Regions from separate parts of the Homo sapiens genome. Here region 2 is linked to region 1. A link is a loop called in an ENCODE intact Hi-C map of the cell type or tissue named here. Cell type or tissue: GM12878. All regions are shown on one strand. Each heading gives the region's core, and the rest is flanking DNA. Links, peaks and the distances in the headings are about the cores only.

The links. A loop is a pair of places that touch in the nucleus more often than their neighbours do. Peaks named below come from ENCODE experiments on the same cell type or tissue, not always from the same donor. Only the 100,000 strongest peaks of a DNase experiment are listed, where the experiment ranks them.
Region 2: a loop joins it to region 1, with 8 times the contacts of the local background. A loop is called at or near these places in 9 of 110 quality-filtered maps.

Annotation. Positions count from the first base shown.
Region 1 is chrX:46,791,977-46,802,575 of GRCh38, forward strand. No RefSeq gene overlaps it. Among named protein-coding and RNA genes, the nearest start is that of SLC9A7, 38 kb to the left of the region's middle. RefSeq lists enhancers at 4,718-4,767, 4,858-4,907. In GM12878, for the core only: a CTCF peak has its summit at 4,808 (motif pointing left); a DNase peak (open chromatin) is centred at 4,784.
Region 2 is chrX:46,647,687-46,658,285 of GRCh38, forward strand. It overlaps SLC9A7 (solute carrier family 9 member A7), which reads right to left. Exons shown (of 17, transcript NM_001257291.2): 8 at 5,923-6,028; 9 at 3,630-3,718; 10 at 3,424-3,537; 11 at 1,000-1,111. Among named protein-coding and RNA genes, the nearest start is that of CHST7, 79 kb to the left of the region's middle. In GM12878, for the core only: a CTCF peak has its summit at 5,992 (motif pointing right); no DNase peak of the experiment used is centred there; H3K27ac peaks cover 1,894 bases.

The DNA of each region.
Region 1 (10,599 bases), core at 2,766-6,765:
AGTTGGATTATCCTGAGGCCACCATGCTGTGGGACAGTCCAGGCCATATGGAAAGGTCACATAGAGGTGTTCTAGTCAGCACTCTCAGCTGAGGTCCCAGCCAACATTCAGACACGTAAATGGAGATACTTCCTTGTGGTTCCAGCCCCCAGCCGCTGAGTCACCCCAGTCATCAAGTCTTCCCAGCTGAGGCCCTAAACATCGTGGAGCAGAGACAATGGACTCCCACTGTGTGCTTTGTCTGAACTCCTGACCCACAAAATTAGTGGGCATAATAAGGTGGTTATTGTAAGCCTCGAAGTTTTGGGGTAATTTATTACCAAGCAATTAGGTAGCCAGAACACGCAGGATACAAAGCTTACTATGAGCAATGATAAATGCTCTGGACAGCCTGTGCACGCTTATAGAATATGTTCTGTGTGTCTTTTGGCTCTGCAGGGACCTGGAAATGACTCAAAGAAATTCTTCCTTTGGAAGAATTAAAAAGTAGAATTTCTAGATTTAAAGCCTAGTTTTTGGAGGTCTACTGTGTGCTTTGCTTCAAGAGGCAAGTTTGTGACAAATGAAGCCCAGCCATTCTAAAAAAATCCAAGCATGTAGATGCCTCAGAGGATGTAGGAAATTAGTCATTAACCACACAAGTTTAGTTCCTGATCCAAAATACTGTGTGCATGTTTTGCAATTTAATCTGGTTGGCACTGGATTTTTGTTTCATTTTGCATTGACTAAACATAAGATACAGGTTGGCCCAGTTGCGTTAGTCATAAAATATATCAAGCCATCTTAGTTAAATAGCTTTTAAAGCTAAGAATTTTCTCTCTGGATAAAATAATCTCATTTAGATAATGTTTCCAGATACCTCCAAGTGAGCGTGAATATCAGTGTTTGAGCAATCCAAATGAAGGAAGTCCTTTTATTTTCATAGCAGCTAAGATAATTTATATCATTAACAAACAGAAGAAGTGAGGAATTCCACTTTCGGTTTTAATTAGAATGTAAAGACTCATTAAATGGAAGGAACTGAAAACCACCATCTTCAACAGGTCATAATGTACCCAATGTAACAAGTAAAATGCCTCGGGAAATTGCAGAGCGAAATTTTCCTGGTGCTCAATATGGTTTAAATTCTAGGGGTTGGATTAAGGAAAATATCTACCTTATTACCTATAATGTCTCCCTACTTATTCTAATCAGATACTTTAGAGAAATTGTTGGAGATCACTTGCCAGAAACATACCTCAAGGTTTCCATCTCACCTCTGAAAAGTGACTTAGAAGAAAAGTGACTTTTGACTCCAGTCAAACTGTTTTCTTCTAAACCCTTGACGTCAACAATTTTTACTTAACATGAAACCTATATATTGCAAACAATTTCTCTTCCTACTTAATGATATTGGGGGATGATATTGGGGGATCTTCCCGATAATACTATGGTAGGACAAGTTGAAAGAAGAAAAACCTCAAAAAGGTATTCTTTGTCACTTCAGTCAGTAGGCAGCATTTGATCCTGAGGTTACAGGGCTGAGAAAATGAAATGGAGAAAATATGTATTGAAGGCTTAGAGGTGGCAGGAACTATTATTATCACATAGAGAACTAAAGCCGAGAGATAGTAACCTGCGCAAGATCATGTAATCAGGAAGGGGTAGGGCCAAACTTTGAACACTGGGGCACCTTTGACTAGGAAGCAGTACTGCTTCTTGGAACAGAGCTTATGAAAAACGGGGCCTAGAAACAGTAGGAAACATTTGAATACACAAGAGTATGGTTACCCCCTATCACATCCAAGGAAAAACAGAGGAATCAGGTAGATCATGAGCTGGTTGTTTTGCATCTTTCTATTCCATTTCTTCTGTATTCACTCATCAATTCTAGCATTTGTCTCTCTATGCCTTGTTAGCCCACTCATCCTCCACTTTCCTAATCACCCTTCCTATAGCCTATGCACTTTGAACACAGAGACCCACCCCACTCCATCCTAGTTGCTAGGAGAACTTAACAAGGTAAGGTATTTCACAATAGAACTGTGTAAATTGTAAAGTGCCATTTAAATGTGAGGTATTATTATTATTTATACTAATTTGATGTTGCGTCCTGTTCTACCACATTGCCTGGAATGGAATCTAATTCTTCTTCTTTTTTTTTTTTTTTTTGAGACAGAGTCTCGATCTGTCACCCAGGCTGGAGTGCAGTGGTGCAATCTCGGCTCACTGCAGCCTCCGCCTCCCTGGTTCAAGTGATTCTCCTGCCTCAGCCTCCTGAGTAGCTGGGATTACAAGCACGCGCCACCACGCCTGGCTAATTTTTGTACTTTTAGTAGAGACGGGGTTTCACCATGTTGGTCAGGCTGGGCTGGAGAGTTTTTTGTTTTTTTTTTTGTGGTAAAACACACTTAACATAAAATGTACTTTTTTTTTTTTTTGAGACAAGGTCTCACCCTGTCACCCAGGTGCAGCAGTGCAGTGACACGATCATGACTCACAGTAGTCTTGATCTCCTGGGCTCAAGGTATCCTCCTGCCTCAGCCTCCTGAGTAGCTGGGACCACAGGCACGCACTACCATGCCTGGCTAATTAAAAAAAAATATGATTATTATCTCTATTTGAGACTGAGTCTTGCTCTGTCACCCAGGCTGGAGTACAGTGGTGCAATCTCGGCTCATTGCAACCCTCTGCTTCCCGGATTCAAGCGATTCTCCTGCCTCAGCCTCCCAAGTAGCTGGGACTACAGGTGCCCGCCACCACGCCCAGCTAATTTTTGTATTTTTAGTAGAAACAGGGTTTCACTATGTTGGCCTGTCTGGTCTCGAACTCCTGACCTTGTGATCCACCTACCTCGGCCTCCCAAAGTGCTGCAATTACAGGTGTGAGACACCTCGCCTCACTATGTTGTCCAGGGTGGTCTTGACTTCCTGGGCTCAAGTGACCCTTCTGCCTCAGCCTCCCAAAGTGTTGTGATTAAAGGCCTGAGCCACCACCCCTACCAACATGTACTATCCTAATCATTTCTTTATAAGGATATAGTTCAGTATCGATAAATATATTCACATTGTTGTGCATCCAATCTCCAGAACATTTTCATCCTGCAAAACGAAAATTGTAAGGCCAGGTGCGGTGGCACATGCCTGTAATTCCAGCACTTTGGGAGGCTGAGGCAGGTGGATCACTTGAGGTCAGGAGTTCAAGACCAGCCTGGCCAATGTGGCAAAACCCTGTCTCTACTAAAAATACAAAAATTAGCTGGGTGTGGTGGCGGGCGCCTGCAATCCCAGCTACTCGGGAGGCTGAGATAGGAGAATCACTTGAACCCAGGAGGTGGAGGTTGCAGTGAGCCGAGATCACGCCACTGTACTCCAGCCTGGGCAACAAGAGCAAGACTCCATCTCAAAAAAAAAACGAAAACAAAAAACAACTAAAACTGTATATCCATTATCCATTAAACACCAACTCTCCATTTTCCCTTCCCCTCAGCTCTTGGTAACCACCTTCTACTTTCTGTCTCTATGAATTTGACTACTCTAGGTACATCATATAAGTGGGATCATACACTATTTATCTTTTTTTGTGACTGGCTTATTTCACTTGTCACAATGTCCTGAAGGTTCATCCATGTTGCAACATGTGTCGAATTGCCTTCCTTTTTCTCTTTCTTTCTTTCTTTCTTTTCTTTTCTTTTCTTTTTTTTTTTTTTTTTTTGAGACAGAGTTTTGTTCTTGTCACCCAGGCCGGAGTGCAATGGCGCAATCTCGGGTCACTGTAACCTCTACCTCCTGGGTTCAAGCGATTCTCCCACCTCAGTCTCCCTAGTAGTTGGGATTACAGGCACCCGGCACCATGCTCGGCTAATTTTTGTATTTTTAGTAGAGACGAGGTTTTGCCATGTTGGCCAAGCTGGTCTTGAACTCCTGACCTCAGGTGATCCGCCCGCCTTGGCCTCCCAAAGTGCTGGGATTACAGGCATGAGCTACTGCGCCCGGCCCCTTCCTTTTTAAGGCTGAATAGTATTCCATTCTATGTATATACCACATTTTGCTTATCCATTTATTCATCCATGGACATTTCAGTTGCTTCCACTTATCCTCAGAGCTTTTTAAAATTAGTGCCACTCCCAGTTCACACAAAAATAAATGATCCCCACCCTTTCTACCCTGCTTCCTACTCTGCACTGCCATTTGTTTGTCAGAGGCTGACCCTCCTCCCTTCTTTCTCCTATGCCTTCCTCCTTGCCTTGAGGATGGTTTCACTCCTATGCCACCCCTCCTTTCTTTTGCATCCATCCCTGTTCCCTGCCAACCAACCCCAACTCTGGGTCTTTTATTTTATTTTATTTTAAAGACAGAGTATCGCTCTGTCACCCAGGCTGGAGTGCAGTGGTGCGATCTCGGCTCACTGCAACCTCTGCCTCCTGGGTTCAAGTGATTCTCCTGCCTCAGCCTCCCGAGTAGCTGGGATTACAGGCGCCCGTCACCACGCCTGGCTAATTTTTGTGTTTTTAGTAGAGACGAGGTTTCACCAGTTTGCTCAGGCTGGTCTCGAACTCCTGGGCTCAAGCTATCCACCTGCCTCGGCTTCCCAAAGTGCAGGGATACAGGCATGAGCTGCCGCGCCCGGCCTGGGTCCTTCATTTTAGACACCAGATGCTAATCCTGGGCTTCTGGAAGACCCTTTCACGTTTCTTTTTCTGCTGGGAAACACATCATACCCTCTTCCAACCACTCACAGATGCTGTCTCCTAAGCCCAAAGGCCCATGTTGCAGTTTAGCTAGGGCCTTTCCAAGTTAGTAAATTCTTCTGGCACGGCCCCCTGCTGCCACCTGCTGGCTGTATCCATCGATGCCGCTATGGGTATTGTTTCCTATTCATGAGACCTGTATGAAGGGAGTTAGTCTTTCCCATCCTATCATCCATCATGGGATAAGAATTTCATCTACCTAAATTTTTTTTCTTTACAGTATTTTCACCTTGTTCTATTTTTTAAAGAAAAGTCCTTTAGCAAATCTGTGTGCAGGTCACAGATGGTCTCACCAGACTTGCCCAAACCTAAAGAAACATCTCTGTATTTGGGCACTGCAATTTGCAAAAGGACAAAAGAGTCAAATGTATATCAGTTCTCATTAGCTCCCTGACAGCAATTATATTACATTCAAATAAGTTGAATTGTGGATAATACATAAAATGCTAAATACCAAGTTTTCTTTGAAACTGGTAAAATATTTCGAAAATCTTTTGAAAACACTTCAAAACCAGACAAGATTTTTGTGTGTGTGTGTGAGACAGGGTCTCACTCTGTCACCCAGGCTGGAGTGCACTGGTGCGATCTCAGTTCACTGCAACCTCCACCTCCCGGGCTCAAGCGATTCTCCCACCTCAGCCTCCTGAGTAGCTGGGACTACAGGCACACGCTACCATGCTCGGCTAAGTTTTTGTATTTTTTGGTAGAGAGGGGGTTTCACCATGTTGGCTAGGCTGGTCTTGAACTCCTGACCTCAAGTGATCCACCTGCCTTGGCCTCCCAAAGTGTTGGGATTACAAGCGTGAGCCACTGTGCCCGGCCCCAGACAAGATTGTTTATTGTTGTTATTTTAAACTTTAATACAGACATAAAAACAAAATCTGTGGAAATACAACAAGAATTACTTTACAGATTCTTTGGCCCTTTTGAAATAAGGAGAGCTAAGAATGAAGAGTCAATTTTGTGTTTATAGATGAAACTAATTTGTGAATGGGCAAAACTGAAAACGCATAAGAGTCCAAGCCTGGGCATTGGAGGGTAAGGCATTAAAATTAAGAATTTCTGACTACATCTTTATTTATTATTGTTTCTTTCACCTTCCCTCCACCCCAGGTTCCTGCTTTGTCTTCTCACTTCACATTGAACTTGTTTCCAGCACATGTACATAAGAGACATCCATCCTGTCATGACCTCTCGTTATAACAGGGGAGGTCAGTGGCACTGGAAATATATATTTTTTAATTTATTTTATCTTTTAAAAAAAATTTTGGCCAAGCTCGGTGGCTCACACCTGTAATCCCGGCACTTTGGGTGGCCAAGGTGGGCAGATCACCTGAAGTAAGGAGTTCAAGACCAGCCTGGCCAACATGGCAAAACCCTGTCTCTACTAAAAATACAAAAATTAGCCAGGCGTGGTGGTGTGTGCCTGTAATCCCAGCTACTTGGGAGGCTGAGGCAAGAGAATCACTTGAACTCGGGAGGCGGAGGCCGCAGTGAGCCGAGATTGCACCACTGCACTGCAGCCTGGATAAGAGAATGAGCCTCTGTCTCAAAAAAAAAAAAAAAAAGTACAGAGATAGGGAGTCTTGCTTTGTTGCCCAGGTTGGTCTTGAACTCCTGGCCTCAAGAGATTCTCTTGCCTTGGCCTTCCAAAGTGCTGAGATTACAGGTGTGAGCCACCACATCTGGCCTGAAAATATTTTTTACAGGGCGCTGTATTATTATTATTATTATTATTATCATTATTATCATTATTTGACACGGAGTCTTGCTCTGTTGCCCAGGCTGGAGTGCAGTGGGGTGATCTCAGCTCATTGCAACCTCTGCCTCCTGGGTTCAAGCAATTATCCTGTCTCAGCCTCCTGAGTAGCTGGGACTACAGGCGCACGCTGCCACACCCAGCTAATTTTTTTGTATTTTAGTAGAGATGGGGTTTCACCATGTTATCCAGGCTGGTCTCGAACTCCTGAGCTCAGGCAATCCACCGGCCTCAGCCTCCCAAAGTGCTGGGATTACAGGTGTGAGCCACTGTGCTGGGCCATGGCAGTGTATTATTTTTAAGGGCAGTGTAAGAGTTGGGAAAAGAGGCTGGGTGCAGTGGCTCATGCCTGTAATCCCAGCTCTTTGGGAGGCCAAGGAGGAAGGATCCCTTGAGGCCAAGAGTTTGAGACCAGCCTGGGCAACATAGCGAGACCCCCGTCTCTACCAAAAATAACAAAGTTAGCTGGGTGTGGTGGTGTGTGCCTGTAGTCCAAGCTCTTTGGGAGGCCAAGGTGAGAGGAGACCCTGAGTCCAGGAGTTTGAGGCAGCAGTGAGCTGTGTTCATGCCACTGCACTCCAGCCTGGGTGACAGAGTGAGACTCTGTCTCAAAAAAAAAAAAAAAGAAAAAAAAATTACATAAAACTTCTATTGCCTGAAGCCTTAGAGCTTTACAGAGACTCTGAATCACATCAAAATTATGAGCGAGGAGTCAACTTACAGACATTGCCTTGAAAGGTGGGAAAGGGAGAAGGTCTTTAATAAATGCTACCTTGAAAATGTCATCATAAGCCAGCATGATGTCTCATGCCTGTAATCCCAGCACTTTGGGAGGCCAAAGCATGCAGATTATTTGAGGTCAGGAGTTTGAGACCAGCCTGGCCAACATGGTGAAACTCCATCTTTATTAAAAATACAACAACAAAAAAATTGGCTGGTGTGGTGGTGCACACCTGTAATCCCAGCTACTCAGGAGGCTGGGCCTCGAGAATTGCTTGAACCCAGGAGGCAGAGGCTGCAGTGAGCCAAGATCGCACCACTGCACTCTATTCTGGGTAACAGAGTGAGACTCTGTCTCAAAAAGAAATAAATAAGGCCAGGCACAGTGGCTCATGCCTGTAATCCCAGCAATTTGGGAGGCTGAGGCAGGTGGATCGCCGGAGGTTGGGAGTTCGAGACCAGCCTGACCAACATGGAGAAACCCCATCTCTACTAAAAATACAGAAAATTAGCCAGGTGTAGTGGCACATGCCTGTAGTCACACCTATTCGGGAAGCTGAGGCAGGAGAATCACTTGAACCCCAGAGTTGGAGGTTGTGGTGAGCCAAGATCATGCCATTGCACTCCCACCTGGGCAACAAGAGCAAAACTCCGTCTCAAAATAAATAAAATAAAATAAAATAAAATAAAATAAAATAAAATAAAATAAATGTCATCATAGATTTGGTTCTTTCAGGTGGAGGGGCCAGGTAGATCAGCCCATGCTTCGTCAGGTGAACTTCTTGTTCTTGCCATAGGAATCTAGCGATGGGTATGTTAACACATGTCAATCCTACCAGGGGGAAAACAGATGCTAATAGGCTGAGTCGTGTAAAACATCTCAAGAAATTCTGTCAAATCCTAATAAAATAAGAGCAATTGTTAATCAAATTCAGTATTACAAAACATTTTAATCTTTGGTCAATTATTTAATAGTGATTTTGAGCACTTACTAACTACTCTGATTTAGCATACATTGTTTCTTTTAATCCTCACAACAATTCTATGAAAGCACCATACTATCATCAGCAGCACCATCCTTATTTTATTTTACTTTTGAGACAGGGTCTCACTCTGTTGCCCAGGCTGGAGTGCAATCAGAGCTCACTGCAGCCTCGACTTCCCAGGCTCAAGTGATCCTCGCATCTCAGTCTCCCAAGTACCTGGGACCACAGGCACACGCCACCATGTCCAGCTAATTTTTAAATTCTTTTGTAGAGATGGGGTCTTGCTATGTTGCCCAGACTGGTCTTGCATTCCTGAGCTCAAGCATCCTCTGTCTCTGCCTCCCAAAGTGCCAGGCATGAGCCATCATGCCCAGCCTAAATTATTTTAAATATTTAGTAGCTCTTTTGCATTTCCATGACTGGGAATTGCTTGTTCATGTCCTTTGCACTGCTCCCAGCCATTATCCCCATTTTACATAGGAGGAAAGTGAAGTTCAGGAATCTTAACTTGGCTGTGGTCACAAGTTCCTGGGATTCAAGCCACTGTAATCTGACCTCACAGCTCATGCTCAAACACTGTACTGTTTTGCCTTCTGTGGCCCCCATGTTTACTTACAAAACTTTATAGTACCTATACCTTTATAGGTATAGTATAGTATAGGTATAGTACCTATACCTTTATAGGTACTTTAAAAGTTCACTATAATAAAATTTCTGGCTGGGCACGGTCGCTCACGCCTGTAATCTCAGCACTTTTGGAGGCCAAGGCGGGTGGATCACCCGAGGTCAGGAGCTCGAGACCAGCCTGACTGACATGGAGAAACCCCATCTCTACTAAAAATACAAAAATTAGCCAGGAGTGGTGGCAGACGCCTGTAATCCCAGCTACTCGGGAGGCTGAGGCAGGATAATTGCTTGAACCCAGGAGGCGGAGGTTGCAGTGAGCTGAGATTGCACCATTGCACTCCAGCCTGGGCAACAAGAGAGAAAATCCATCTCAATAAATAAATAAATAAAATTTCTACATGTGCACTTCACTTTGGAATAAGTGTATATGTGGTGACATTGTTGGTTACCTACCCAGCATCCATCCTTTATCCTGCTTGTTGAAGAAACCCCAATTTTATTTAAGTATCTCTCCCTCCATTTGTTCAGCCTTTATAATTTAGTGAAGGTGATACCAGCTCACCTTGAGGGGCAGGTCCTGAGAAGTCTAGGCTAGTCATGGTAATCCTATTGCCCCTACCTGAGAAGCCAAATCCCAGGCTTACAACAATTAATCCAGCATTTCTCTCTGGGAACTGTTATGACTCCAGAGGTAATGACCAATGACCCAAACTGGCCTAAGAGGTGTCAAGTAGAGAACATTTATTCCTTGGTTTGATTGTAAATTTTCTCTCTTTCTCTCTCCCCCTTTCCCTCCCTCACTCACTCCCTCACTTCCACTCTCTCTTTCCCTGCCCCCCTTTCTTAACTCGTCACCTCTTTGTCTCTATGTCTATCTCTGTCTTTCTCACTCTCTTTGTCTCTCTCTCTCTTTCACACACACACACACACACACACACACACGCATACACACAGCTGTCAACGTGAAATTGCACCTTACACCAACCATCCCAAGAAAGAGCTGAAAAACCAAACCTGTTCCATTCATTCTAACTGCAAGTTTTGCAATGGTTACAGATAAAGAAACTGCATCTGGGACAAGACCAAAGTCATTTACTCCTCTCTTCTCCCTACTGATGACAACTCCAATTCTGCTTTGGCTCAGGAAGTTACCTACTTTTGAGGTGCTCCCAGATGCCCATTGGCTATATAAAGCCTTTAATCTCTATTTGAATCATTTTCATTTATTTCTTTGTTGCTATCCACTTGTCCCAACATACTATATTAAATATTCCATTCAGTAGCATTCCAAAGAAGGTGGGGGTGGGGGTAGGAGCAGTCCATTCAGCAGCTGGAGTAGGAGGAGAATTTTATCATTGACATTCTTCAGAATCACTGATGCCTGATGATGATAAAAATAAGACTGATTTATCCATCCTTATTATTGTTTGCAAATTCTTCATAATGGTGAACCCCTATGCTTCTATACTTAGGGTGAGCCATCGCACTGTCCCTCTTCCTAGCTTGGTACTCCACTGAGTCCATTTTTTTCCTACTGATTCAATTATTATGTATCAATTTCCATTCCTGGGTTTCCTCTTCTATTCCCTCGGTCTATCTCTTTATATTGAAGTTCACTCTCTTTTTTTTTTGAGACAGGGTTTCACCTTGTCTCCTAAGCTGGAGTGCAGTAGCACAATCATGGCTCACTTAATCCTCCAGTCTCAGCCTCCCAAAGTTCTGGGATTACAGGCATGAGTCACTGTGCCTGGCCCTAGTTACACTCTTAAGGCTTTATA
Region 2 (10,599 bases), core at 3,981-7,980, 140 kb before region 1:
AGAGGATGCTCAATAAATGTTTGTCAGAGTAAAAGGAAATCATCTTAGAAGACTGTACCTGTATCTAAGTTCAGAGGCAAGCTAGCATGAGATAAAATGACTGCTTTACTGAGCAGTGCCTGTTGGTTTGATTTCAGTACGACCACTGCATGGCAGTAAAGGTGGCTGCAACTCATTCTCTGTCTTAAAGGACAGAGGTGCCTTTAAGGGTCACAGTAGCCTTTTGCAACTAACTTCTCCTCCCTCTGTTCTGCAGAAATGCTCTAACTTGGGTCCATTTCTATAAAGCTGACGCTTACCACCCTCACTGCATCATCCACTCATGCCAGTTGCTCTCTCCTTACTCTACTTCCACAGCTTTCTTTATTGTCCTTTGTCCCCTCAGTGGCTTCTCCAGACTTCTCAGCTTTACAGGGAAAAGGGGGGCATGTGGGAGACAGTGTCAATTAAGCAGGATGATCACAGTTATTAAATTCTAGTGTTGGGTCCCTCTTGCTTACATGAGTGTATTTTATTTCTTTTGCTCCACAGAAAGTTAGAGCTGGGGGACCTCAGCTAATTAGTTCAATTTCATTATTTTACAAGGGAGGATACTGCGGCTGGGAGGTGTTGAGTGACTTGGCCAGTGGTCTTTCTCATCAGGAGCTCTTTTCCTTCTAATTCTAGAGCTGGTGCCCTTCAGGAAGCTTAAGGGTTATGAAGATCTTCTAGAAAACAATCAAGCACTTTAAACACCATATCTCCAGGTCCGTTGAGTGGTAGTGATGAAATAGAAATGCAAATATTTTAGGGGAGAATGTTCACATTTGGTAGTACGGTTTGCAAAATCAACACTAACTCAACTGAACATGTACATCTGTCTATTTCTCACTGCAGGGGATACAAACGGACCAGAAACTTGAATGCTTGTCTTTTTATGAACCTTATCAATTACATTTTAATCATATTCTTGTTACCTGCTGAATAAAACTCATTTTCTTTACACTTACGCCTTTTTACCTGAAAACATCATCATGTGTTGAAAATTCCAGCCAATCTTATGCCTTCTGCCCAAGTTGAGGAAGAAGGAGAGCGGGTAGATGTGCGCGGCTCTGCCCAGGAAGATGGCAACCTGACCACAAGGTAGAAGGTTAAGGGACCAACAGTTTCCAGAATGGCATTCCACACAACCTCCGGCTGAGCAGAGAATTTTAGGAATGCTGTGACACCTCGTTATAGTCCAGAGAGCTGCCCAAAGAAGCTTGACTGTCTAGTTCCCCCCTAGACAAGTTTCTCAGCAACAAAATGGGACTAATTTGGCCAAGCTTTCCCACCTCCTGATTCATAGAGATCATTTCTAGCTTGTTAAACACAATATTGTAACTTCTTGATTTAATTCAACTGATATCTATCTATCTATCTATCTATCTATCCATCTATCTAAATCTATCTAAAAAGGAGTCCAGAAATAAGCTAAAGTACCACAGCAGGAGAGAGCAGTTGAGAGAAGCAAACAGTGTGTGTTGGGCTCTACTAAAAGAAAAGGCACTAGAAGAAAACAATTGCTAATCCTGCAGTCAAACTATAAAGAAAAAGTTTGCTGGATAAGCGCTTGCAGGCTTCATTTGCAAGTAAACATCAGAGACTTTAATGGTCAGGAAGAGCCTGCAAATAAGAGGTGGGGAAACTTAAAATATTCACCACACTAAAAGACATTCAGATCACTCATAGGAATGAACCCAGGGAGATATTTCTCTACCTAAGTAGCTAAAATGTTTTTTGGAGATGTAAGAAATGGAAAAGGAGTATGGAAAAAGGAACTCTGCTGTGGAAACCAAAGAATGCAGGGAAACTGGTCCTTTGTTACTTGCTGAGCTTAGAATAGTGCCCAACTGAGAGAGCTACACACTCCCCTGGTCAGAGAAGGGAACCCCTGTGGGAGCCAGAGGAACAGGGAGCTTCCGTTTTGGCAAAACACCAGCTGCAGGAGCTGCAGCTGTTTCAGACAGAAGCCAGGGCGGAACTATCTTCTCTGTCTCCTGCAGGGTAAAGCACTGCCTGTTTTTCTTCCGTTTTCTTTGTTTTGTTTTAAGCAGAAAGAACCAGGTAATGCTTATAAAGTACATTCCATCCCAGAAGAGAAACAAAAGTCCTTAAGTGGTAAGCAGCAGTTAGGATCTGCAGAGGACCCGGCTTGGCCTCTGCCAGGCCCTCATCTGTAAACAGGGCTGTGCTCTCACTATCTCTCACAGGGTGTCATGCTAGGAATACAAATCAAAACAACATGCAAGGTCTTTCTCAAAAAAGAATAAAAACACTGATCTTGCAGATTTTTAGCTATTAGTCTGGTAAGCATGGAAATCCAAGAAATGAGCCACTGGTTTAAGCGTAGGAGGCTCTCACGCTAGAAGGATTCCAGCATTGCATTAGGCCACTGTCACTGTCCAGCAGCTTGGTGAGTGTCAGTCATTCCTGCACAATAAATTAAGCCCAGAAGAGAAAAACACTGCTTTTTTGCCAGCATTCCAAAATCTAAGGATAATCATGAGGCCTCAGAAAAGGCAAATGTGAATGTCCAGCAATAGGGGACTGCGCTCAGTATCTTGAAATCAAGCCCCAGAAAAGTTCACTTTAATAAAAACATAGTATCTGAGGCCAAGTGAGCAAAACCCTCAGCTGTCCATCCACTGGTAGGCACATGAGAAGCCAATCCCCCAAACTATGTCTATATTCCAGAAACTGCATTTACAATGGGCCCAGACCAAGGAACCAAATATTTTTCTATTTTATCTTTTCTTCCCTTCATTTTTCTTTTTCCTTCTCCTTTTTTTTTTGGTGGGGGCGGGGAGAAAGAGTCTTTCCCACCATGATCTGCAGCAGCAGGGAAGCTTGAGAAAAAGTAGGGTCACTGCCTGCAGGCAACCCTGGGCAGTGTGAGGAAGGGCTGCCCATACTGCAGACGTAGTCATGAGCAAGAGGAACAGAACCTTTGGGTCATCCAAATCAGGGAACCTCCTGGATTGGAATTCATACAGCAATGAATTGTCAAAAATAACACTGGAGACTGACATGGTTGCTGACTTTTAGATTCACCAAGAAGAGCACTTTACAAAACAATCACCTGCCGAGCACCAGTTTAACAGAAAGGCCATCTTACATAGAAAAGGCAGAAAGGATGATCTTGGAATACATGCAGTCCTTTAAATCAAATACATTTAGTGTTATGAAATGCCACTTAAGCCTTCTTTTTTTCATCATAAAAACCCTGTGAACTAGCATGGAGTTAGTCACCTACCCAAAACAGAAATAGTAATTATTATTTTATGATGGTTTATATTATTATATTATTGTTATTTTATATTATTATTATGACTATTATTACTATAGCTTCTCCAACAGTGGTCGTCTCTGCATGTAGAAAATGGTGGAACAAGAAAAGGATACAAAAGCTCCGATGATGAAAATGGGGCTGAAAACGTGCTTCTGGAAGGTAAACAGTGCCAGGCCCATGTAGGAGAAGATGAAGTTCTCTGCCAGGAAATGTAACACCTCAAAGAGCTGCACAGAGAAGGGAAAAGGAAGCTGTAACCCTGCAGTTCCCCCTTCCCTGTGTTAACAAGCAACTCGTGAGTACCAAGCCTCTCTCTCACCTGCTTGGTTCGACTTCTTGATTCCACCGACAGATTGTTGTAGGTGTAATGAGCTTGTGTGATTCCACAGAAAAGGACAGCTACAACACCTGTTAAAACATCCCCCCAAAAAAAATCAATGGAAAAAAAAGAGGCAGGGGAAAAAAAAAACCCTGCTAGAACAAAAAGTTAAGGTAGGCAAGCCTAGCATATCCAACTTCCTGAATATTTTTGAAACTTTCCTATTGCTGGGTCGGGCGCAGTGGCTCACACCTGTAATCCCAGCACTGCAGGAGGCCAAGGCAAGCAGATCGCTTGAACCCAGGAGTTTGAGACCAGCCTGGGAAACATGGTAAAACCCCATCTCTACCAAAAATACAAAAAATTAGCCGGATGTGGTGGCGTGGGCCTGTGGCCCAGCTACTAGGGAGGCTGAGGTGAGAGGATCGCTTGAGCCTGGGAGGTCGAGGCTGCAGTGAGCCATGATCACGCCTCTGCACTCCAGTCTGGGCGACAGAAGGCAACCTTTTCTCAAAAGAAAAAAAAAAAAAAAGAAAAAGAAAAAAAAGAAAAAAAAGTTTCCTATTACTACTGAACACTCCTACAACCCCTCACCTCTCAACCTTTGTGTCTCCCAACCCTGCCTTCCTTCAAAGCCAAGTACCTCAACATCCCCTCCTTGTTCCAGTTTTAAGGGTATCTCCTGCCTCCTCTAAACTCCTCCAACTACCATCTGTAGTTGGCATATAGCATTCATTCCTTCAAAGAGACTGTGAGGGCCCATCCAAATTTTTGCCATATTCCTCACTGTTTTTAGAATGAATGAACTGAATTTCAAACTAATGCTTTATATACATATATATTTTTTGAGACAAAGTGGATTATATATTATATATCCCTCAGTGGACGGCAGTGGCATGATCTCGGCTCACTGCAGCCTCTATCTCCAAGGCTCAAGTGATCCTCCCACCTCAGCCTCCTGAATAGCTGGGACTACAGATGCACACCACCACACCCAGCTAATTTTTGTATTTTTTTGTAGAGATGGGGTTTCTCCATCTTGCCCAGGCTGGTCTTGAACTCCTGAGCTCAAGGGATCCACCTGCCTTGGCCCCAAAGTGCTGGGATTATATAGGCATGCGCACTGTGCCTGGCCTAGATTTTTTCACAGTCTAGGGCTTTAGACAAAATAGATCAAGAGTACTATTCCATTTATCCAAGCCCCGATCTTCTATATTTCTGGTTAATGGTAACCATTTTGTTGTGCGAGACAAATGACACACCTGGGACTTTGCCTACACATTTACAGATAACTGTTAAATTTTAAGGAAGTGGGGCATTTTGTAATGCTGCATATAAAGATTTGCTACAGTATTTTGAAAGGGTGACAAAAGTACATCCTAAGTACCTGGATTATGTACAGAACTGTACTTGAATTTTCTAATGGAAAAATTCAATGTTTTTTTAAAATGAAAGAATGTGAGGAAGTAAAACCACATGTTTCACCTCACTAATACTATATGAAACTGACACCATAAAAATGTGATATTGAAAAGCAATGATTAAATAGCCCAGAAACAAAACAATGAAAAACCGTGTTCACACTCATCTGAGCAGAGGCAAAATCACCCTTTAAAGGACACATATTTTGCTTGTTATTGCTACTGTTTGCAAAATAACATAGCAATCAAGGGAAATATACAAATAAAATTTTAATAGATTCTTTGCACCTTAACATCTACTTACAGTTAGAATGAGTACTCAAAAATGTAATTGACTTTGGAATGATAAACTTTATCATTAAAATCTACTTTTTCAGGCTGGGCATGGTGGCTCATGCCTGTAATCCCAGTGCTTTGAGAGGCTGAGGTAGGAGGTTCACTTAAGGTCAGGAGTTTGAGACCAGCCTGGACAACATAGCAAATGTTGTCCATCTCTACAAAGAATAAAGAAGTTAGCTGGGTGTGGTACGTGCCTGTAGTCTTAGCTACTTGGGAGGGTGAAGGGGGAAGATCCCTTGAGCCTAGGAGTTCGAGGTTACAGTGAGCTATGATTGTGCTGCTGCACTCCAGCCTGGGTGACACAGCAAGACCCTGTCTCTAAAAAAATAAAATTAAAAAAAGTCTAGCTTTTTGGAAAGTAAATAATCCATTTAAGACAGAACAATAGCCTTGCTCAGCAATCCTCCATACGGACACTTGCTGAACAGTTAAACTCTGTGCAGCTGTTATCTAAGAATTCTTCCCTTCCTTCAAGTTCCCACAGACCCCACTACAGTGAGGGGAAGGGTGGTCCAAGAGTAGAAAAAACCTACCTGTAAATCCGCAGGCTTCTGCCAAGAGAAACGTGCTCCAGGACATGAGGAAGAACAGCGCCGTCTCCAGCAGGGGGAAGCAGTGCAGTTTGGTAAACTTAGTCACGTTGGCATTCTGTCAAGGACCCTGTCTCCAGGTACATGTATCAGGGCCACCAAGAACCATACTCCACTAGCCCAGGACCCCTCCCCAAAGGGCTAGCCTTTCCCTTCAACCTTTTTTTTTTTTTGGAGGCTCTAAAGCTGCTGGAGATTTCTTAAGTAATACAAATTAAGCTTTCCAGTGGAACACAAGTTTTGTAGGGGCTGGAGAGAGGAAGAAACAGGGAGACATTGTTTAATGGGTACAGAGCTTCTGTTTCGGATGATGAAAAAATTCTGAAAGTAGACAGGGAGATGGCTACATGACATTGTGAATGCGGAATTGTGCACGTAAAGATGGTTAAATGACAAATCTCGTTGGCTATATTTTACCACAATTTTAAAAAATTAATCATGTAGGCCAGGTGTGGTGACTCATGCCTGTAATCCTAGCACTTTGGGACCCGAGGCAGGTGGATCACCTGAGGTCAGGAGTTCAAAACTAGTTTGGCCAACATACTGAAACCCTGTCTCTACTAAAAATACAAAAATTAGCCGGGTGTGGTCACACGCATCTGTAATCCCAGCTATTCAGGAGGTTGAGAATCAATTGAACCCGGCAGGCAGAGGTTGCAGTGAGCCAAGATTGCACCACTGCACTCCAGCCTGGGTGACAGAGTGAGACTCCGTCAAAAAAAAAAATTATCATGTAATATACCAAAAGCCATTAAATTTAAATGGGTGACTTGTATGGTATATAAATTATATCTCAATAAGGCTGTTCTTTTAAAAATTCAGAATTCTAGAGAAACTGGCAACTAGTTTTCTGTGCTCCTTGAATGGCCATGGTTCTGAGAGGCATGGTCATGACGTCAGGCTGGCTTGTTGGGTTGGTTCCAGCAGGGCTGTGAAGACAAGGCCTGTGAGACCCTGACCCCTGTGCACCACCGAGGCCACCTGAGTCCACAACAGGTGCCTAAGGAAGGCACAGGAAAGAAAGAAATGCATAATTCTTGAGACAGCTACCAGGTGCTGGTGTCACCTTTCGGGACCAGAGATCCTTCTTGTAACAGTGCCATTCAACACACGGCCAGCATAGAAGCATCTCATGACAGATCTCACTGAGCAATATACGTCTCCAAGGCATCAAAAGGGCCCTTGTGAAGAAAGCAATTTAAATCTGCGCTATCCAATGTGGTAGCTGAACACTTACAATGTGGCTAGTCCAAATTGAGATGTGTTGTAAGAGCAACACACACACTGTATTTCTTTTTTTCTTTCTTTCTTTCTTTCTTTTTTTTTTTTTTTTTTTTGAGACGGCATTTCGCTCTGTCACCCAAGCTGGAGTGCAATGGCACGGCCTCGGCTCACTGCAATCTCCACCTCCCAGGTTCAAGTGATTCTCCTGCCTCAGCCTCCCGATTAGCAGGGATTACAGGTGCACACCACCACACCTGGCTAATTTTTGTATTTTTAGTAGAGACAGGGTTTCACGATGTTGGCCAAGCTGGTCTCAAACTCCTGACCTCAGGTGATCTGCCCACCCTGGCCTTCCAAAGTGCTGGGATTACAGGTGTGAGCCACCACGCCCAGCACACATACCATATTTCAAAGGCTTGGAACAAAGATTGAATGTATAAAATCTCATTAATTATTTTTATCATGATTGGGGGAAGAGCCAAGATGGCCGTATAGGAACAGCTCCGGTCTACAGCTCCCAGCGTGAGCAACGCAGAAGACGGGTGATTTCTGCATTTCCATCTGAGGTACCGGGTTCATCTCACTAGGGAGTGCCAGACATTGGGTGCAGGTCAGTGGGTGCGCGCACCATGTGCGAGCCGAAGCAGGGCGAGGCACTGCCTCACTTGGGAAGCGCAAGGGGTCAGGGAGTTCCCTTTCCTAGTCAAAGAAAGGGGTGACAGACGGCACCTGGAAAATCGGGTCACTCCCACCCGAATACTGCGCTTTTCCGATGGGCTTAAAAAACAGCGCACCAGGAGATTATATCCCGCACATGGCTTGGAGGGACGTACACCCATGGAGTCTCGCTGATTGCTAGCACAGCAGTCTGAGATCAAACTGCAAGGCGGCAGCGAGGCTGGGGGAGGGGCGCCCGCCATTGCCCAGGCTTGTTTAGGTAAACAAAGCAGCCGGGAAGCTCGAACTGGGTGGAGCCCACCACAGCTCAAGGAGGCCTGCCTGCCTCTGTAGGCTCCACCTCTGCGGGCAGGGCACAGACAAACAAAAAGACAGCAGTAACCTCCGCAGACTTAAATGTCCCTGTCTGACAGCTTTGAAGAGAGCAGTGGTTCTCCCAGCACGCAGCTGGAGATCTGAGAACGGGCAGACTGCCTCCTCAAGTGGGTCCCTGACCCCTGACCCCCGAGCAGCCTAACTGGGAGGCACCCCCCAGCAGGGGCAGACTGACACCTCACACGGCCGGTTACTCCAACAGACCTGCAGCTGAGGGTCCTGTCTGTTAGAAGGAAAACTAACAAACAGAAAGGACATCCACACCAAAAACCCATCTGTACATCACCATCATCAAAGACCAAAAGTAGATAAAACCACAAAGATGGGGAAAAAACAGAGCAGAAAAACTGGAAACTCTAAAAAGCAGAGCGCCTCTCCTCCTCCAAAGGAACGCAGCTCCTCACCAGCAATGGAACAAAGCTGGACAGAGAATGACTTTGATGAGCTGAGAGAAGAAGGCTTCAGACGATCAAATTACTCTGAGCTACGGGAGGACATTCAAACCAAAGGCAAAGAAGTTGAAAACTTTGAAAAAAATTTAGAAGAATGTATAACTAGAATAACCAATACAGAGAAGTGCTTAAAGGAACTGATGGAGCTGAAAACCAAGGCTTGAGAACTACGTGAAGAATGCAGAAGCCTCAGGAGCTGATGCGATCAACTGGAAGAAAGGGTATCAGTGATGGAAGATGAAATGAATGAAATGAAGCGAGAAAGGAAGTTTAGAGAAAAAAGAATAAAAAGAAATGAGCAAAGCCTCCAAGAAATATGGGATTATGTGAAAAGACCAAATCTACATCTGATTGGTGTACCTGAAAGTGACAGGGAGAATGGAACCAAGTTGGAAAACACTCTGCAGGATATTATCCAGGAGAACTTCCCCAATCTAGCAAGGCAGGCCAACATTCAGATTCAGGAAATACAGAGAACGCCACAAAGATACTCCTCGAGAAGAGCAACTCCAAGACACATAATTGTCAGATTCACCAAAGTTGAAATGAAGGAAAAAATGTTAAGGGCAGCCAGAGAGAAAGGTCGGGTTACCCTCAAAGGGAAGCCCATCAGACTAACAGCGGATCTCTCGGCAGAAACTCTACAAGCCAGAAGAGAGTGGGGGCCAATATTCAACATTCTTAAAGAAAAGAATTTTCAACCCAGAATTTCATATCCAGCCAAACTAAGCTTCATAAGTGAAGGGGAAATAAAATACTTTATAGACAAGCAAATGCTGAGAGATTTTGTCACCATCAGGCCTGCCCTAAAAGAGCTCCTGAAGGAAACACTAAACATAGAAAGGAACAACCGGTACCAGCCACTGCAAAATCATGCCAAAATGTAAAGACCATCGAGACTAGGAAGAAACTGCATCAACTAATGAGCAAAATAACCAGCTAACATCATAATGACAGGATCAAATTCACACATAACAATATTAACTTTAAATGTAAATGGACTAAATGCTCCAATTAGAAGACACAGACTGGCAAATTGGATAAAGAGTCAAGACCCATCAGTGTGCTGTATTCAGGAAACCCAACTCACGTGCAGAGACACACATAGGCTCAAAATAAAAGGATGGAGGAAGATCTACCAAGCAAATGGAAAACAAAAAAAGGCAGGGGTTGCAATCCTAGTCTCTGATAAAACAGACTTTAAACCAACAAAGATCAAAAGAGACAAAGAAGGCCATTACATAATGGTAAAGGGATCAATTCAACAAGAACAGCTAACTATCCTAAATATATATGCACCCAATACAGAAGCACCCAGATTCATAAAGCAAGTCCTGAGTGACCTACAAAGAGACTTAGACTCCCACACATTAATAATGGGAGACTTAACACCCCATTGTCAACATTAGACAGATCAATGAGACAGAAAGTCAACAAGGATACCCAGGAATTGAACTCAGCTCTGCACCAAGCGGACCTAATAGACATCTACAGAACTCTCCACCCCAAATCAACAGAATATACATTTTTTTCAGCACCACACCACACCTATTCCAAAATTGACCACATACTTGGAAGTAAAGCTCTCCTCAGCAAATGTAAAATAACAGAAATTATAACAAACTATCTCTCAGACCACAGTGCAATCAAACTAGAACTCAGGATTAAGAATCTCACTCAAAACCGCTCAACTACATGGAAACTGAACAACCTGCTCCTGAATGACTACTGGGTACATAACGAAATGAAGGCAGAAATAAAGATGTTCTTTGAAACCAATGAGAACAAAGACACAACATACCAGAATCTCTGGGACGCATTCAAAGCAGTGTGTAGAGGGAAATTTATAGCATTAAATGCCCACAAGAGAAAGCAGGAAAGATCCAAAATT